2 separate regions of the Homo sapiens genome follow, and region 1 is linked to region 2. A link is a loop called in an ENCODE intact Hi-C map of the cell type or tissue named here. Cell type or tissue: ovary. All regions are shown on one strand. Links, peaks and the distances in the headings refer to the core of each region. The heading gives the core; the rest is flanking DNA. Region 1 overlaps ZMIZ1 (zinc finger MIZ-type containing 1). Region 2 has its middle 280 kb from the start of LINC00595.

What was found. Peaks named below come from ENCODE experiments on the same cell type or tissue, not always from the same donor. Only the 100,000 strongest peaks of a DNase experiment are listed, where the experiment ranks them.
Region 1: it touches region 2 in a loop (2.3-fold over the local background); 1 of 110 quality-filtered maps calls a loop at or near these places.

The regions. Positions count from the first base shown.
Region 1 is chr10:79,175,594-79,183,859 of GRCh38, forward strand. The region is part of intron 4 of ZMIZ1 (zinc finger MIZ-type containing 1); the gene reads left to right. Among named protein-coding and RNA genes, the nearest start is that of ZMIZ1, 110 kb to the left of the region's middle. RefSeq lists enhancers at 2,230-2,846, 2,847-3,463, 5,931-6,547, 8,073-8,266 and a silencer at 4,059-4,353. In ovary, for the core only: a CTCF peak has its summit at 3,413; DNase peaks (open chromatin) are centred at 1,598 and 3,392; H3K27ac peaks cover 5,000 bases.
Region 2 is chr10:78,539,972-78,548,237 of GRCh38, forward strand. No RefSeq gene overlaps it. Among named protein-coding and RNA genes, the nearest start is that of LINC00595, 280 kb to the left of the region's middle. RefSeq lists an enhancer at 3,591-4,092 and a silencer at 5,847-6,047. In ovary, for the core only: no CTCF peak of the experiment used is centred there; DNase peaks (open chromatin) are centred at 2,700 and 4,030.

The DNA.
Region 1 (8,266 bases), core at 1,349-6,348, 640 kb after region 2:
GTGTGTGTGTGTGTGTGTGTGTGTGTGTGTGTGTGTGGAGGTTTTTACAGACCCGCATGTATGTGTCCCTCCCCCTGGCCACCACACCCTTCACACCACTCATCTCTGCCCATCCTTGGGCTGGGCTCAGGTTCCTCCCCACTCCCCATGGGCCAGCCAGCAGGAAGGCAACCTGCAGCCACAGTGTGGAGCCCACTCCTTGCAGGCAGCCCCGGCATTCCTGGCTGCAGCAAACCCTCCGGGCTTAGCCCACAGGACTCCTGGGAGCCGGTGTGAGCCTGGCCATCATCCAGCCTGGAGAGTGGCTCCTGTTTGAAAGCAGGAATGTCCTGGATGGGAAAAGGCAGAGAGGGGAGAGTTTGTGAATAAAACAAACAAACAAGGGATTATTTTCCCTGAAAATGTGCCCTTTGTCTAATGCTGGAGCTCAGGGAGTCCCAGAAAGTGAGAAACCAGGGCACAGGGAGGGCACTGTGCATCCTGGGCTGGGGCTGGAGGACACAATGGAGGGAGGGGATGGGGCAGCCACACAGACCGCACGTGTTCCGGAGGCCCAACGGGCCAGGATGACATTCCAGGGCCATTTCAACTGCCTCTCGAAATGTCATTAATATATGGCTAGCGGGGAGAGCTCCCAGGCTTCTCCAAACCCACCGTGTGAGTGGAGCCCCCTCCAGCCACCACCACTTAGTCATTTAGCAGATGTTTACTTAGTACCTATGATGGACCAGCGCTCTTCTGAGTATTTGGGATGCCTCTGAGCAAGAGACTGGGTGTCTGCGTCATGGAGCTGACAGTCTGGCAGGGGAGGAGAGAGGCATAGATCTTAGAGCTCCGAGGTCTTCCTGACAGTCCAACCCAGTCACCCTCCCAATCATACTGCTGGAATCCTGAGGCTCAGGGAGGTAGGGAGTCAGCCCTCCATCCTCCTGGTGCCAAGGCACAGCCCATTGGCATAACATTCGGTGCACACTGGCTGAATGAACACCCCTCTTGCAAGCATTGCTCAGTTTACCGAGAATTTCCCAGAAGCACCTGGGGATAGGAGGGGCTGGCAAGGACCTGCTTGATAGCAAGGCTTTTGGAGGTTGCAGGATCTAGACTGGGAGAGGTGTGCAGTGGAGGTGAGCTGCCATCACTGTCATCGTCCCCCTTTGCCCATCAACCCCGTTGGGAATTTGCCAGTCTGGGTTGAGGTCAGTCTTTCTTCACTAATAATCTGATGGCATTGGGAAGTCTCTTTTCTCTGTGGGCCTCAGTTTCCCCATCTACCCAGTAAGAAGGTAGGACTGGCTGATGTGAGCTCCAGGAGGCCAGGGATTGGAGTTTGTGGCAATGTGTCTCCAGTGCATCTGCTGCTGACAAAACCGTGTAAACTGTGCCATGCACTGGGAATGAGGCCCCTCAGGGATCCCACAAGAGGCCCCCTGGGTCCTGGGACCCCACCCGGCCTGTCTCGGTTCCCAGCTGCAGCAGGGCCTGGGCTTGCTCTCCCCAGACAGCCGGGCCAGTGAAGCGTGGGCCTGCTCACAGCGCCTGGCAGGGACCTGTAAATTGAAAACATGATGTTTCCTGTTGGGGCTGGACTCAGTGTGGCCTTGGAAAGCTGGCCTCGCTCTCAGGAAGCCCTGCTCCCCACAGCACCGCCACAAAAACAGTGGAAAAGTGAAGCCTTTTCAAGTCTGTGTTTCCACTGTAAACAGGGGATGAAAGCTGGCCTCGCCTCCTGGAGCTGTTCAGGCCAGGCTCCTCGGCCCTGTCTTTGGAGGCACCTCAGCTGCCCCTCTGCCCCAGACAGCACCCCTCTAACTGGAGAAGCCGCCCTGTGCCCCCAGTTGACAAAGGCTTACAGGTTTAGTTCAAGCACACCCAGACCCGTTAGTCCTCGTATCCACCCTGCGAGGTGAGAAGGGCCGGGGGAGATCAGCAGAGCACAGAGAGGCATAGGACTTGCCGAAACACACACCACCAAGGGAAGGCAGACCCGGACCCTGCCTCCTGCCCCGGGATGTCCTCACAGGGCCTGCAGTCCCTGAGGAGGCTCTTGTGTGTGGCCCTGGGTGCCTAAGCACAGATGCTGCCTAACCCAACATGAGCTTGACTTTGGCCTGTAAATGGAGAATCTCACACATTTAGTGGAAGTGACTTATTTTAAACTTTAATAATGTCCTTTTTTTCCTTATTGTAAAGTATATGCATGCTTGCTGCAGAAAGTCTGGAAGTCAGAAAAGTGAAGGAAGAAAAATAAAACTGCCCTGTAGTCCTCCCACCCAGAGGTCATCCTGGTCATCATTCTAGTATGTTTCTTTCTGGTCACCTTATAATTTTCTTTTCTTCTCTTTTGGACTAAGTCACGAGGAGGCTTCAGAGTCATTCAGTGCTCCTATTAGACATGATCCTTAATGGCCACATGGTGGGGTCTTAGGAGGGGCCAGGGCAGTATCCTCATCACAAGCAGCTTGCTGCTGGCTTGGGCTGGGTGTGATGGGGTGCTGCTGGGGACTCTGGGGAGATGCCCCCCACCCTGCAGCATAATTCATGGTGAGGGCAGCTTGGCCGGGACCCTCATGCTAGAAAGTCTTCCAGTGGCTCTGATTAACTGTGTGACTCTGGCCCACCTGTCCTGTCTCCCCATCTGTGAACTGGGCAAATGGGCCCCATTCGAGTGCTCATGGCCGCCCTTCAGCCTGCTACCAAGGCACTGCTTACTGACAACCTGCAGGTGTGGCCACGCAGTCCCTTACTCAGTTGGTCGTGAACAGAGTGCCTACTGTGTGTTGGTGAGTGACGCCTACCAGAGGCGCCATTCTCTCCACCATCACCCCTCCTATGTTCCTGCCCCTTTTAACCTGCAAGCCCATCCAGCTCTCCTCCTCCCTGACCCCTCACCAGTTGGAGCTGGAGCCCAGCTGGGCGGGGGTGAAGGAGGTCCCAGGAGGAGCCATCTTCAGCCCCTTCTGCCCTGGTGACATCCTTGGTGGCCCTGAGACAGCTTTATGGAAGACAGATTAAGGCTATCTCCTCCTGGTGGGTTCATGTCTTCACTTTTCAAGCCCTGCTCTGAGTTCTCCACAGCGGCATCCCTGCCCCACCCCTCCCCCACCCCCGCATGCTTCCTTCCCTCCTGCTCTAATCTGTCAGCCCAGCCGGAGAGAGGGCCACTGGTCTCCAAGGTGATTGAATTATTGTGGGGGAGACAGGCCAGGGTTTTCTGCGTGAGTGCTTTTGGCTTCCTGCCCTTGGAGAGGGGCTGGGGGAGGTGTGTGGTGGCAACCATGGGCCGTGGATCTCCCAGACAGCCCTGCTCTCCCAAGCCAGGGCCGCATGAAGCCCTGCCCCCGCCTGGCTCAGCGCTGCTCTGCTCTGGCCCAGGTTCCACCTCCAGAGGAGTGGGCCCATCTCAGTCCAGACCCTGGAGGAAGGAGAGGAGTCGGGCAGCTGTGACTGCTGACTCACACATGAACATTTCTTAAACATCTGCTATCTCTGTGCTGCAGGCCAGGAACCCAGGATGGAGAAGAAGAGGGATGCTAGCACATAAAACACTTACTGTATGTGCCAGCCCTCCAAGGGTAACTCCAAGAGTTAATGTTACTGGTAGCAACAGGTAAAAGTTACTGGCCTCAGTTTTATAGCTGAGAAGGGTGCCTGATATGAATTCCTTCTCCCACTCACCTGTGGACTCCTAGAGAACAGGGGCTCTGTCTGGGTTCTGTCTGGATCCCTAGGGACTGCAGAAGGCCAGCCACTCAGATGGGACCTAGTTAGTGCCTGGTGAACTCAGTTCTACTAGAGTAAGAGAGGTGAGGTAACTAGTATGAGGTCACACAGCCAGAAACAGAACCCCATTTTGCCTGGCTCTGCACCCGCACTCAGTCTCTGGGGCACCACGCCTCTTCCAGGCTGAGTGTTGGCAAAGAGGCCTGCCATCTAGCTGGCACTGCCCAGCCACATGCCCACTGTGGTGAGCTGAGAGAGAGCTGAGTGGCTGCAGGTCTCAGCCTCTTCCCACTGGTGTGCTTCAGTCTGCTGGTCAGGCCCCACGCACCGTCTCCCTGCAGTCTGCTTCTTCCCTGGGAAGGAGGGGCCAAGAGGGGAAAGCCCCTCTCTCTGCCCTGCTCCACACTCTAGCTCATGGAAATGAAAAACACATTGGCTTCATTATCCCTGGATTGAATGAGCAGGGTTGCCATGGCAACAGCCATCTCAGGCCCACAAGGGGGCAGAGGAGGGGCTGGCAAGGCCGAGGCAGGTGGGGACCAGGCAGTGGGTGAGCAGGCACTCCAGGCAGGCAGGCCACAGGGACAACCGCCACGCATGCCACCACCCTCTCTCAGAGGCCAGTGTCAGATCAGCATCCTGGGGCCAACGGGGCAGGCTGGGCCTGTCTTCCACTGACCTGCCCCTCATCCACTCGTTCTGTCTCCTATCCACCTGTCCCCTTCCTGCAGGGTGCCGAGGGTGGAGACGGGCCCCCACAGCACCATGAAGATGAAGGAGACAGGTGGAGAGAACAAGGGAAGAGGGGATGGAAGGGAGCCAGGAGGGGGCATGGCCTGCTCCTGATCAGGGACAGCCCTCAGGGGGCCTCTCGAGAGGCATGAAGTGAGGAAATGCCCCGAGGTGCCAGGCTGTGCACACCCAAGCACACCCGTGACCAGGGCCATGCTAGTGGCCCTGTCCCCCAGCATCACCCTCCTTAAAGAGGCTGGGTCCCCCAGTGTCTACTAGGACACTATGAGTGATGTTGGCTGTGGGGGTGACCACAGAGGGTCCTGGCCCAGTAGCCTGGGCCATCCCATGACCCTGACCCCTGTCAGAGCTAGCTTCCCTGATACCAAAATGAACCCTCCTTTTTCCAGGGCCTAAGTGCCACCTGCCTCCTCTGTCCCATGGGCTGTCACCCCAGGGCTTGCATCTGAGGGCGACATCCCCCAGTAGGCCCTGCCGCCCCTTTGCACAGTCTGGCCCAAAGGAAGTGGGCTGCACCCCTTCCTCCTCCGAGTCCCCCAGAGGCGTGGGAGCCTGAGCTGCCCCTCTGGAGTGGCCCCAAGCAAACACCACCACCTTCCTCTGAGCAGGCAGCCTCAGCCAGTCTCTCCATGTGACCCAGACAATGGGGCAGCCCACAGGGGCCTCTGCTCAGGGGGGATAAAGTGCCCACAAGAGACTTTCCTTTCAGACAGGGCCATGCAGAGAAGCCCAGTGCTGACCGCAACTCCATTTGCAACTTTGACTCCAGTCCCAGCTCAAGCCCGGTCTTCGGGGCCAGCACACCTGCACACGTTTCCAGCTGCTCTCCCACCCCCAGCTTCTGCTCCAGCTAGAATGCCCTCCCGCCATGGCCTGTGCCTCCCCAAATCCAGCCTCCTCCCACTGCTTTTTTCTGATGGGGAAACAGAGGCTGAGTGAAGGGAAGTGACTCATCCAAGGCCACGAGGGAGTCAGGACAGTGTGGCCGTGTGTGGGATGTTCCTTTCCCAGGAGGCAGAGCTGTGGGTTCCCACTGAGACGGACCAAGAGTCAGTGTGGCCCTGCGTCCTGAGTCTCCCTGCTAGAGCAGGCTTGGGCAGGAGCAGGGAGCACCCGGGTTTCAGCCTCCTGATGGCCCTTCCCAGTGGGAAGGGGCCTGGGAGGAGGCTCAGGGGCTGACTCAGGTCACCATTCTCTTCTCCAAGCCTTAGTAAATGGGGACAGTCCTGTGGCCCTGCCTACAAACGGGCTGCCTGCTTCTGAGGAGGCTGGAGGTGAGCGGCTGGGCAGATGCAGTTGTGGTGTCACTGGTGCCGTTTGTAGCCTTGTCCTCCTGCCAAGTGGCGGTGGATTCTGAGGGGGAGACAGCAGAGGCAGGAGCAACCCCAGCACCTCCTTGGGGCGGAGGCATCCCAGGGGCTTGAGCAGCCACCTGCCCACCGGCTGCAACCAGACCCCAGAGGCACTTTCTCAAGGTTCCTAGGCCCTCCCAGGGAGCCGGGGTGAAGCCCAGGCATCATTGTGCTTATAGCTCCCCAAACCCCAAACCGTGGGCAGTGCTCACCTTGCTGTCCTCTAGGCCCTGGCTGTCCAGGTCACACCCCTTTGTGACCCCCTCTGGGCCTCATCCTGCCTCAGGCCAGCCTCAGGCCAGCCCTGGGACCTTGAGCCCATCCCTCCCTGCTCTTCTCTCTCATCCTTCCTCTACCCACAACCCACAGTCCCCATGGCATTTGTCCCCGTCATTGACCTCCCCTGACTTGGCGGCTGCATGTCCCGGCCCGCCTCCCAGCCACCACCACCACAGCCACCGCCCGGCTCCCCACCGGCAGCTGAGGGCGGCTGCTGGACAAGGCTGTCATTTTCCCTGCTGGGGATTACAGGTTTGGGGCTGCAGGAGTCTGAACTGGAGGAGGAGGAGGAGCCAGGACTCACCCAGTGCCAAGCTGGAGAGAGACAAGAGACACCTCACAGGAAGGATGGGCTGGTCCCTGGTTCTGTTTGGGCTGGGATGGGGAATTCAGTCACCTGACATTACCAGAACTGTGTGTGTGTATGTGCACATGCGTGTGTGCATGCATGGACGCACCTCTCCCGAGGGGCAAGGGCTATGTCCTGCTCATGCAATTTAATCCGCCCAAGCTCATTTTTCAGATGAAAAAGACAAAACTCAGAAAGGGCAGGGGACTGGCCTAGGTCACACAGCAGTTTAGAGGACAGCCAAGTCTGGGCTGCCTGGCTGCCTCCAGCTGCTGCCTGATGCACCCACCTCCTTCTTGCCCACCTCCAGGAGAAGGTGGGGGCCAGGAGTATCGACTGGGTGACTGCAGACCCCCGAGAGGGCCTGCTTCTCGAGAGAGCTCTGTGGGTGAGGTATGGGCTGGGTTTGGGGGGAGAGTGTCAGCTGGACTCAGAGTGCAGCAGCATTGGTTCTGGGTGTGCAGGAGCTAGGAATGTCTCCCAGGGGTCCACAACTATGAATACTGGGATGGGATTAAATACCAGCAAGGTGACCCCAGTGGATCCAAACCCCTCTGGGGGAAAGTGGGTAAGCGTATGTATGCCAGGGACAGGGCCTGAGAGCCCTAAGAGGCTTGAGGATTTGAAGAGGCCCAGGGTTGAAGAAAACACAGCGGAGTGGTTCCGAGCACAGCCTCTAGAATCAGACTGCCTGCCTTCCGAGGCCGAGCCCAGTCACTTGACTTCTCTGGGCCTTGTCTCCAGGGTCTCCATGGCGATTAAATGAAATAAATCTTGAACACTTAGTGCTGTCCGTGGTGTGTGCATGGTACGTATCCATTAGATGTACACTGTTTTCCTCCTCCTCGGGTCTGTAGGTGTTTCAAGGCCCTGCCCTTCACCATCTGAGCAGTGAGGGCTGGAGTAGGGCAGTTAGTATGGTGAGTCAGCCAGGAGGGTCCTGGAACTGTACTTGATGAGGCTCTCCCTGGACTGGGTCACTAAGGAGCCAGCATTTCTGATAAGCAGTACCAAGTCAACCTAGGTTGGCACCCAATCCCAGGAGTGGACTGGCCAGACTGCTGGCAGCCAGAGGGACCTGTCAGAGCTAACCCTTGGCCCCTTTCAGGCCCCATGGTGCAGGGAGCACAAGGGAGCCAAGGCTGGTGGGGAGGCCTGCCTGTTCTTGGGAATTCACGACGTGTCTGCCTGTCGCAAGTACCTCGATAAGGAAGATTTGTGGGTGAGATTTGCAATTCTGTTTTCTTGGAGGGTTATAAATCAGCTGCATGCACACCCGGGACGCAGCACAGGCCTGAGGCTCGTGCACGCGCACACACACACACACACACACACACGCACACACCCATGTGTGCAGAGACACAGTCCAGGTCCTGCTTGATATTCCCCAGTTCTCTAGGTTGATGAGCTCTATGAAGGGAAAAACTTGGGCCCCTAAACTGCTGCCTGCCCTAACAGGGTCCCAGAACCATCCAGAATGAAGGATGCAAGGCTGGGAGACGGTATCCCCATGGTTGGAGAAAGAGTGTGTTACATGGGTTACGAGCGTGAGCTCTGAAGTCTGCCTGGTTGGGTTCAAACATTGGCACTGTGAGTTACTAGCAATGCCCTTGGCTGTGTTGCTTTCAATGCTGTGTCTCAGTTTTCCCATCTGTGCAAAGGAGCTAATTATATCGTGTACTATGTGGGATGGTTGAAAGAATAAAACAAATCAATATTTGCAGAGTGCTTCAAGCAGGGCAGAGGACATAGTGAGTTCAGGAAGGCACGGCTGTTATCCTATCATCATCATCATCACCAGTTAAGGGCTGGG
Region 2 (8,266 bases), core at 1,741-6,740:
CTTTAATTAATGTGTACATTTATAGTCTCAAGTATACAGACACTTTCTATTTAAAAAATAAGATGAAATTATGAAAGGGATAAAATAAAAGTCAAAAGACATGCTTCAAGGAGGAACTAAATAAAATAGTAAGAGCTGCCTGTGGTGGCAAAAGGAAACACAAAAGAGTGAAAGAAATATACAACTCAAATGAGGATTTGACTATATACAGCTGCCAGAGGCTGCCAGTGAATGGCTGGTCAGCAGCATTGCTGGCCTTCCTCCTTGCAGGATGTTCTTGTATAAATCCAGCAGAGCCTTGGTGCAACTCACTTCTTCTGAATGCCTACTATCTGCATGCCCCTGAAGACACAAAGAACCCCAGAAAAATGGCAATAAAACATAATTAAGAAACACCAGGACAATCTTCACTGCACAGTGGGAGCCCAGAAGGAATGATCATCTCTGTCTACAGGAACTTGTTCCCAGAGCAAACAGGCACCTGAGCAACCCAGATGGGTGAGGGTGACAGGTGGAGAGATGGGAGAAAGATCTCCAGCAGAAGCAGCTGCACAGGGGCAGGCAGCAAAGCCCAGAGCTAGGAAAAGGTGTGAGTCATACGTTTGCAGATCTGTAAGAAGTTTATTATAGCTGGAAGGAAAGGCTGAAAAAATGGTGTTGATGCTCAGTCCTGTTTATTGAACACTTAGTATGAGCTGGGACCAGAACTAATGCACCATTCACTGGCCTCACCATCACGACAACAAATGAGGTTGCCACTGTTACTACCCCCTTTTTGGAATGAGAAGATTAAGTCACTGAGGTGGAGTAACTTGCCCAAGATCACAAGGTTGGTGTGGATCCAGGCCCATGTCCATCTCTGTAAACCCATGTTCTAGATAGTAAAATGTCTCCCATGGTGTATCAGTCACCCATGGCTGTGTAACAAATTACCCCAAAACTTAGCAGCTTAGAACAACAGTTTTAAGGTCAGAAAAAGTTTAAGGTCAGAGTCTGAAATCTGGGAGGGGTCTTACTGGGTGGTTCTGGGTCAGGCTCTCTCATGAAGTTGCAGTCAAGATGTTGTCTGAGGCTGCAGGCATCCAAATCTTAATGGGGCTGGGGCACCATACATCCTAGTTCACTTGGTGGCTATTGGCAGAAGGCGCCTGTTCTGCATGATGTGGGCTCTCCATCATGCTTCTGACCTGGCAGTGTGCTTCTCCAGAACAAATGGCCCAAGACAGCAAGCATGACCAAGACACCAATGTCTTTTATACCCCACCCTTGGAGTGCCACACTTCTGCTGGACGCAATCAGTCACACAAACCAACTGTGGTACAGATCCGGGGCTGAATGCTAAAAGGCAGGGGTCCTGGGGGCCACTAAGAGGCTGCCTCCCATGCCTGGGCATCCTAAACTATTTAGACTTTCTGTTCCTACAAGAAATGGGTAAGGGGGGATTGGGATCTGAAGTTTCGGTTCCTCCAGTGGGAATTCCAGGGGCCGAATTTATTATAAAATGCATGTAGAGAGGCCCAGCTTGACCCACAGTGAGAAGTTCAGCTGCTTTTTCCATCCAAACAGCATGTGCAGTAGAATGGCCCTTCCCCTCCCTGATGGCTGCTCGACTGTGCAGCAAGTCTGTCAAAAGATCTCTGCACACACTAGGTGCTCTGTGTTGTGCTGGCTGAGTTGAATCTGGCTACAGCTGCAGCTCTGGGGACCCTGGGCTTTGCAGTCATGTTCAGAACTCCCTCAGACCCATGTGCCCACTTCCTCAGACCAGCTCATATTTACCCTCTGAGGTGGTCACTGACACAGCCACTGACTGCCCTTCTGAGCAGGGGCTCCCTGCAGATCCTCAGCATGCTGGGTGGGCATGAGCAGGCTGCTCTGAAAAGCTTGGCTTCCCTTTCTGAGGATTTTATCAGTATATAAAAATAAACAGAGTTGGCTGACTCCTTGATGTCTCAGGGTTGCATTTTAATTGCTGCTGCTTCCGAGAAGACAGGCCAGCTCCACTTCCTGGTAGACGCCCGCACTCACAGGAACAGAGCTGAACTCTGGGTGTTGGGGCCAGAGCATCCCAGAGTGTGACTGACTGGTTTGCAATTAGCACTTCATTAGAGGGACACCTCTGGTTCACAGGACCAAGACTGGCTCACAGAGCCTGCATAGGGATGAACATCTCCCGCCTGCCCACAGAGTGATCTTTCTAGAACCCGCCTCTAGCCACACTACTTCTTGTTTAAAGTTCTTCTTACCCCTCCCTGCCTTAAGGACCAAGTTCAAACTCTCAGCCCGGCTTACAGGGACTGCCACAATCTGGCCTCTGCCTGCTCCTCAGCTTCATCCACGCCCTCACCCCAACTCCCTGGCCCTGCTTCCTTTATTTTCTACTGCAGTCAGATTCAACTACTCGTAGCTGGTAGATGATCGATGCTGTTTTTCACCTCATCTCTGCCTTGAATGCCCTTCCCTTCCCAAATAACATCTATTCCTGCTTCAGAATTAATCTTCCCCCTCCTGTCTGTTATCTGGGAAGCTGTCCATTAGCCACCCTGAGCTGAATTATAGTCTCCTTTTCTTGCTTCCACAGCAGTGAGATGGTGGTGCTGAGCCCTGAACGCTGTCTGCTTCCTAGAAGTCCCTGGCAGCGTCCCCACCCCCACGGAACCCCCTCACCCATGTTCAGGAAAGCTGCCTTGTGAAGCTGGTCATGTGGGATGTCACCTCAGGAGGGAGGAGTGGCCTGCCCAGCACAGCCCGCAGCAGCTCAGGCAAACACAGTGCACCTCACTTGTCTGCATCACCATGGCCCCTAGGAGTGAGCACGAGCTTCCACAACCTTTGCTGACAAACAGGGGTTCCGCCCAACACAGCCATGATGCCTCAACATCCGGAGAGACCCTGCCTTGTATCAGCACAAGACTCCTGGGTTTAATGATGCTTGACCCTAGCTTCTTTCAAGACTTTGGTCTTCATTTGTGCATCTGCAGGGAGCAGGGAGCATGGAGGGAACAGCAAGGGCTGGGAGTGGGTACCAAGTCAAATTCCAGCACCACAACAGGGAGCCTCGTCTTCAGCCAGTTCATTCAACTCAGGGGGCTTCAGCGTCCTCACTGGTCCAGTACAGGCAACATTCCCCCTGGCCTGCTGTGGGGTAACAGGAAAAAACATGGGGTGCCGCCAATGACATTGGGAGATGTATCTGGGGGTGAGGTTCTGGAGAGCTTCAAGCCCTGGGGGATTTGGGTCTTGAAGGCACACTGTGGACCTGGAGCAGCACTAGCCCTGCATGGCACCAGGACCCTGCCCCTCACCATGAACCAGAACCCTCTCCCTGGGAGATGAGTTCTCACCAGCCAGGGCTGCGGGGTTGGGGGCAGAAAGCAGGAGCAGCCCCTAACAGCTCAGTAGACGACAGCTTCTGGGAGCCTTTTTCACCAGGATCTGAGGCCTGTTTACATGGGTCCCCCCTGTGGTCTCTGCTGCTTAATATGCCTTTTGAAAATGATGCTCAGTGGGATGGTGTGTGCACATTTGTAATTCCAAAGAGCCGGCTGGTTTTTCACAATCTGTGCCTGCTAATTTCTCAGTCACAGGAAGGGAAATAGCAAAAAGTCCCCAATACTCCTTGTTGAGTGGATTCCCTAATAGCATTACGTAGTGCTTCCTATTTACAAAGCACTTTTATTTCTCTCAATGAGAAAGGCAGACCTACTGCTATAAGCCCAGGGGGAACCCGGCATCCACAGAGGAGAAATGACTCGTCCAAGGTGGCACAGTGGCAGTGAGAAAGAAGGGCAGGCACAGCTGCACCCCGTTTCTCCTGCCAGCTAAGTGCATGCCCCTTCATAGCAACCTCTGGCATAGACAGAAGGAGAGATGAAGCAAGAAGTTCCCAGAATGAAGGCTGTTTCCCCTAAGAGGTGGGCGTCCTGCCACAAGAAATGGCTCATCGGGAAACACTGAGTGAAAACCCACATTCAGAGCAAGGCTTCCCAGTAACTGAGATCCAGCCTGAGGTTTCCAGGAGCTGAGCCTCAGATGGAATGAGGGCGGGCTCAGAGCTCAGCCAACCCTTTGAAACTGAGCCTGCGGGTGAAGTCAGGTCAATACATTCACAGGCGTTTCAGGCCCTATCGACGTCTGGGGTGGGAAACCCACCCGAAAGCTGTTGAAATACAGGGGCCAGCACTGGTTCTGCAGAACAGTGGCTCTTTGAGTGGAAGGTGTTCGAGAATTAAGTTTCCCCAGTGTTCCCAGGGCTCAGACTTTAAGCCAAGGGGGGCTGGGGCCCCCAGTGCCTGATGGAGCCGCTGATAGGTCCCTGCTGGCTAAAAGTGATGACATTGGCAAGAAACTGATCTTTCTGGGGAGCAGAAACTCAAGAGCACTCAAGTGAAGAACACAAGGCAAGTTGTGTTACCTGCCACAAAGCCCCAGCTTTCAGGACCAGGGGAGGGGTAGATGGGGACCACTTGGTATTGGGTATCAGGAGACCCAGACCAGACCCTGAAGGAGGAAACGGCTGAAGCGAGACCTCTTATCTTGTCTTGCCTCCTCCTTCGGCATATAATCGGAACGTGCTTAGGCCAGAGGCAAGAAAGCATGTAATCCACTACCTCCCTCTGTGTCATAGACAGGAAAATTGAGATCCTGTGGCATCAGGAGCCTTGTTCTTGGGTAACAGAGTGTCAGACATGGGACTAGGAAGCAGGCCTCCAGATTCCCCGTCCACTGCTGGTCTGGACTTGGAAAACAAACAAAACTCAAAGCCTCCAGCCCTTTGTCACCATGCAGCAGGCCACAGCCACAGCACACCTCCATCTGGCCTCCTCCATATATTTTTCGTGAGCCCACAGAGTGCTGTTCCCTGCTGTAAGCTGATGCTTGCACACAAATGTCTGGCCAAAGCAGTTTTTGTTTAAAAGCTAAGTCAGTTTGTACAAAAGCACACCCTGCCTGGCATGGCTCCCTTAGCACATTCCCACTGCTAGTCAATGCCTGGTTGAATTGTGAAGACCAAGGACATGCAATGTAGGTGTCACCTGTGCACTACTGGAGATAACCCCGGGGCGGGGCAGCTGCTGACCTGGGCTCCAGAATCTCAGGTGCAAAATGCAGCTTAGATCCAACAGGGCTGAGATAGACACAAAGAGATGCAACCCTGAAGCATGGTGGTATTTTAACAAACATGCTGTACACTGGATGGCTTATAAATAGCAGAAATGTATTTCTCACAGTCCTGGAGCTAGAAGTCTGAGATCAGCATGCTGCCATCATCAGATTATGGTGAGGGCCCTCTTCCTGGTTGCAGACAACCAACTTCTAGTCGTATCCTCACATGGGGTCCCTTTTATAAGGGCACTGATTTTATTCATGCAGGCTGCACCTTCATGACCAAATTACCGCCCAAAGGCCCTGCCTCCTAATCCCATTACACTGAGTGGTAAGGTTTCAACATATGAATTTTGGAAAGACACCAGCATTCAGTCCATAACAGGTGGTCCACAGGTAGGCTTGAGTGGGCTAAGGGTTGGCAGGAAGCTGCTGGAATTGCAGGGAAGACTTCACCCATATTCATGCCTGGGCATTTGTCTAGGAAGGGTGTCCCTGGCATTTGTCTAGGAAGGGTGCCGTCTCTGCATCCTCCTTAGGTGTCTCACAGTGACCTGGTCCCACATAGCCCAGTCTGAGCTCAAATATCCTCTTCTGACTTCAAAAACGTAAGTGTTAAGAGTTTCTGTCATGCCTAGGTGACCTTGGCTGCTAAAAACTCAGTATCATTGTTTTCTAGGAACTCTGTACTTTCCATAGGATGTCATTCTGTTTTGTGCTACAGCAATGGAGATGAAGAGCTGCAGTGGAAGCGTGAGGGCAGGGGTTACAGAAAAGAGGTATAAATTCTCTTGGCTTTTTTTTTTTTTTTTTAAAAGCTTTTCTTATTGAAGTGCAACCTGAAAAACAAGCCCCCATTGGAGAGTGCCATGACACTTCCTGTGTAACGCACTCAAACGTCCCTTGGCAACTGGGAGCTGGGGAACCTGATAAGGTACAAGCTACAGATATGCCTGGGAGTTTGTAGGAGTAGCAACATTTTGTCCTCACTCCAAGTCTCAGTCAAGAAAGGACTTAGAATTTTAAAATAAAATAATGATTAGATTGGAATCATTGAATACCAGATCTAAGAAAAAACCTCAGTTTTCTCCATATGAAATGAGACTTTAGGACTTGCCCACAGAGGTGATGTGGAAACCCAATCCTTTTGACTCCAAGTCAAATGCCTACAAAGCCTCCCTGAGAATTGGGCCTTGAGAATTGTAACTATTCATATTCTTGTTGGGATAATCACTCTTTGGCAATGGCATCATGGAATCAATCTCATAAATGAAATATTAAAACTTCCCATTTTCTTGGCTAGATTTTGTTGTTATTTCACCAGAGGAGAGCCCCAAATGCAACCTCTTTGTATAAACGTCTTTCCCAGGGACCAGGGTAAAGGTATTTTTTTCTAAAGCACTTGGCTGCAAAGCACCTTAGAGGCATAGAGAATCAGTACTTTGGAATACCTGAAAGACCACCTAGGCAAGTCTTTCCATTTTGTTGCAGGGCTTTCTGAGGCCCAGAGAAGAAAAGCAGCTCAAACAGATCAACTGTATCCATCCAATTGTCCCTTTCAGAAAGTTGAAATAAGGGGGAAAAAGAGAAGTTTCTAGCTATGATGGGCACTGGGGTTTGAAGTTCACACAGCCTTGGGGAGCTGGGTGGCAGTTATTTTATTTTATCTTTAATTTTTTTGCGAGGATGAATAACCTGATAAGTAAGTCGGTCCTCAGAGGGTGGGGAGTGGAGCAAGTGAGCAGATGGCATTTCTTGCCCTGGCTTTCCTGCGATGCTTTAGACCCTGTTTTATTCAAGGGAACTAAGTTAGTTGATTGAAATCTAAAGGAGCCCCAACCAGAACAAGGGGATTCAGGTATGCACAGGAGCTGGAGTGTACGACCTCTGAGAACCCTTTAATCAGAGCAGCTCTGATCTCAGGAGTCTTAGGTTTCAGGGCCAATTGCAGTTAGTGAGACCCACGCTAAGACAACTTATGCCAATTCCACTGGAGTTAAAGGTGGCCTCTGGGAAAGGGTCTTTTGAGCTCCTTGCTGTGCATAAGATGGTCCATAGACCAGCAGCATTGGCATCAGCTGGGAGCTTGCTAGAGATGTAGAACCTCAGCCCTACCCAGACCCTCTGAATCAGAATCTGCATTTTTGCAAGCTCCCCGGTAATTCCTATGCGCATTAAATTTAAGAAATGCTGGTTAGGAAATAGCATTTTTTGGACAATAAAAAAAAAGATGGAGTGGAGCCATGAGGAGCTGGTGGTAATACCACCTCACCTCCAGAACAAACTCTCCACTTGGCCTTGGGAAAACCGTGGCCATACTCAGAATGGCTGCTTTCTCATCTGAAAATGAGGGGGTTGGACTGGATAATCTTTATTCTCTACCCTCACAGGCATTTCTCCTATGAGCTGAAAGGGGGTAGTCCTGCTCAGCTGAAGATCAGAGAGCTTCTTGCTGTGTAAAACACTCCCTAATCAGCCTTATGTCAAGTCCCCCGCCCCCCGACTAACCACAGTGACAAGTCTCAAGAGTGCACCTTGTCAGGCTGTGAATAAAGTTCAGGCAGTTTGGTTAATTACCCTGACACCGACTAGAGTTAGCTACCCAGCAGCTCAGGAACTCGTCTTAATGATTATAGGAACACACACACCGCAGCTTCGGGCACAACCTCCCCCTTTGCAGCCTACAGCCTGGTTTTGGAACCACAAGTTCAAGCAGAACATTCCCAAGGGCATCAGGGGTCTAGGGAGGCATCAGGAGGTCCCCCTTTCCCATTCCAACATGGGTGTGAAGTCATTTTCCCAATGTGCCATAGTGAAGCCTGGTAAGCATAATAGCCATCTCAGTTTCTCTCTCATGCCCCTGCTTGGAACCTGCCTGTGGTGCTCCACTGCTGTCAAGAAAAAGCCATGCAGGATGTGCCCCTCCTAATTCTCCACCCACATCTCCATTAATCCCTACCTCAAACCTTCTGCCCTGGCCCCAGAGGGCTACTCTTGGGTCTCCACATGAGCCATGTGCTTTCTTCTGTTGCACATGTTGCTTCTGCTCAAAGCACCCTTCTCTGCTCTTGACCATGATCCTTACCCATCTTTCAGATTTTAATATCTATATCACTTCCCCCAGGAAGTTTTCATGACCCTCATGACCAGGTTGAGTGCC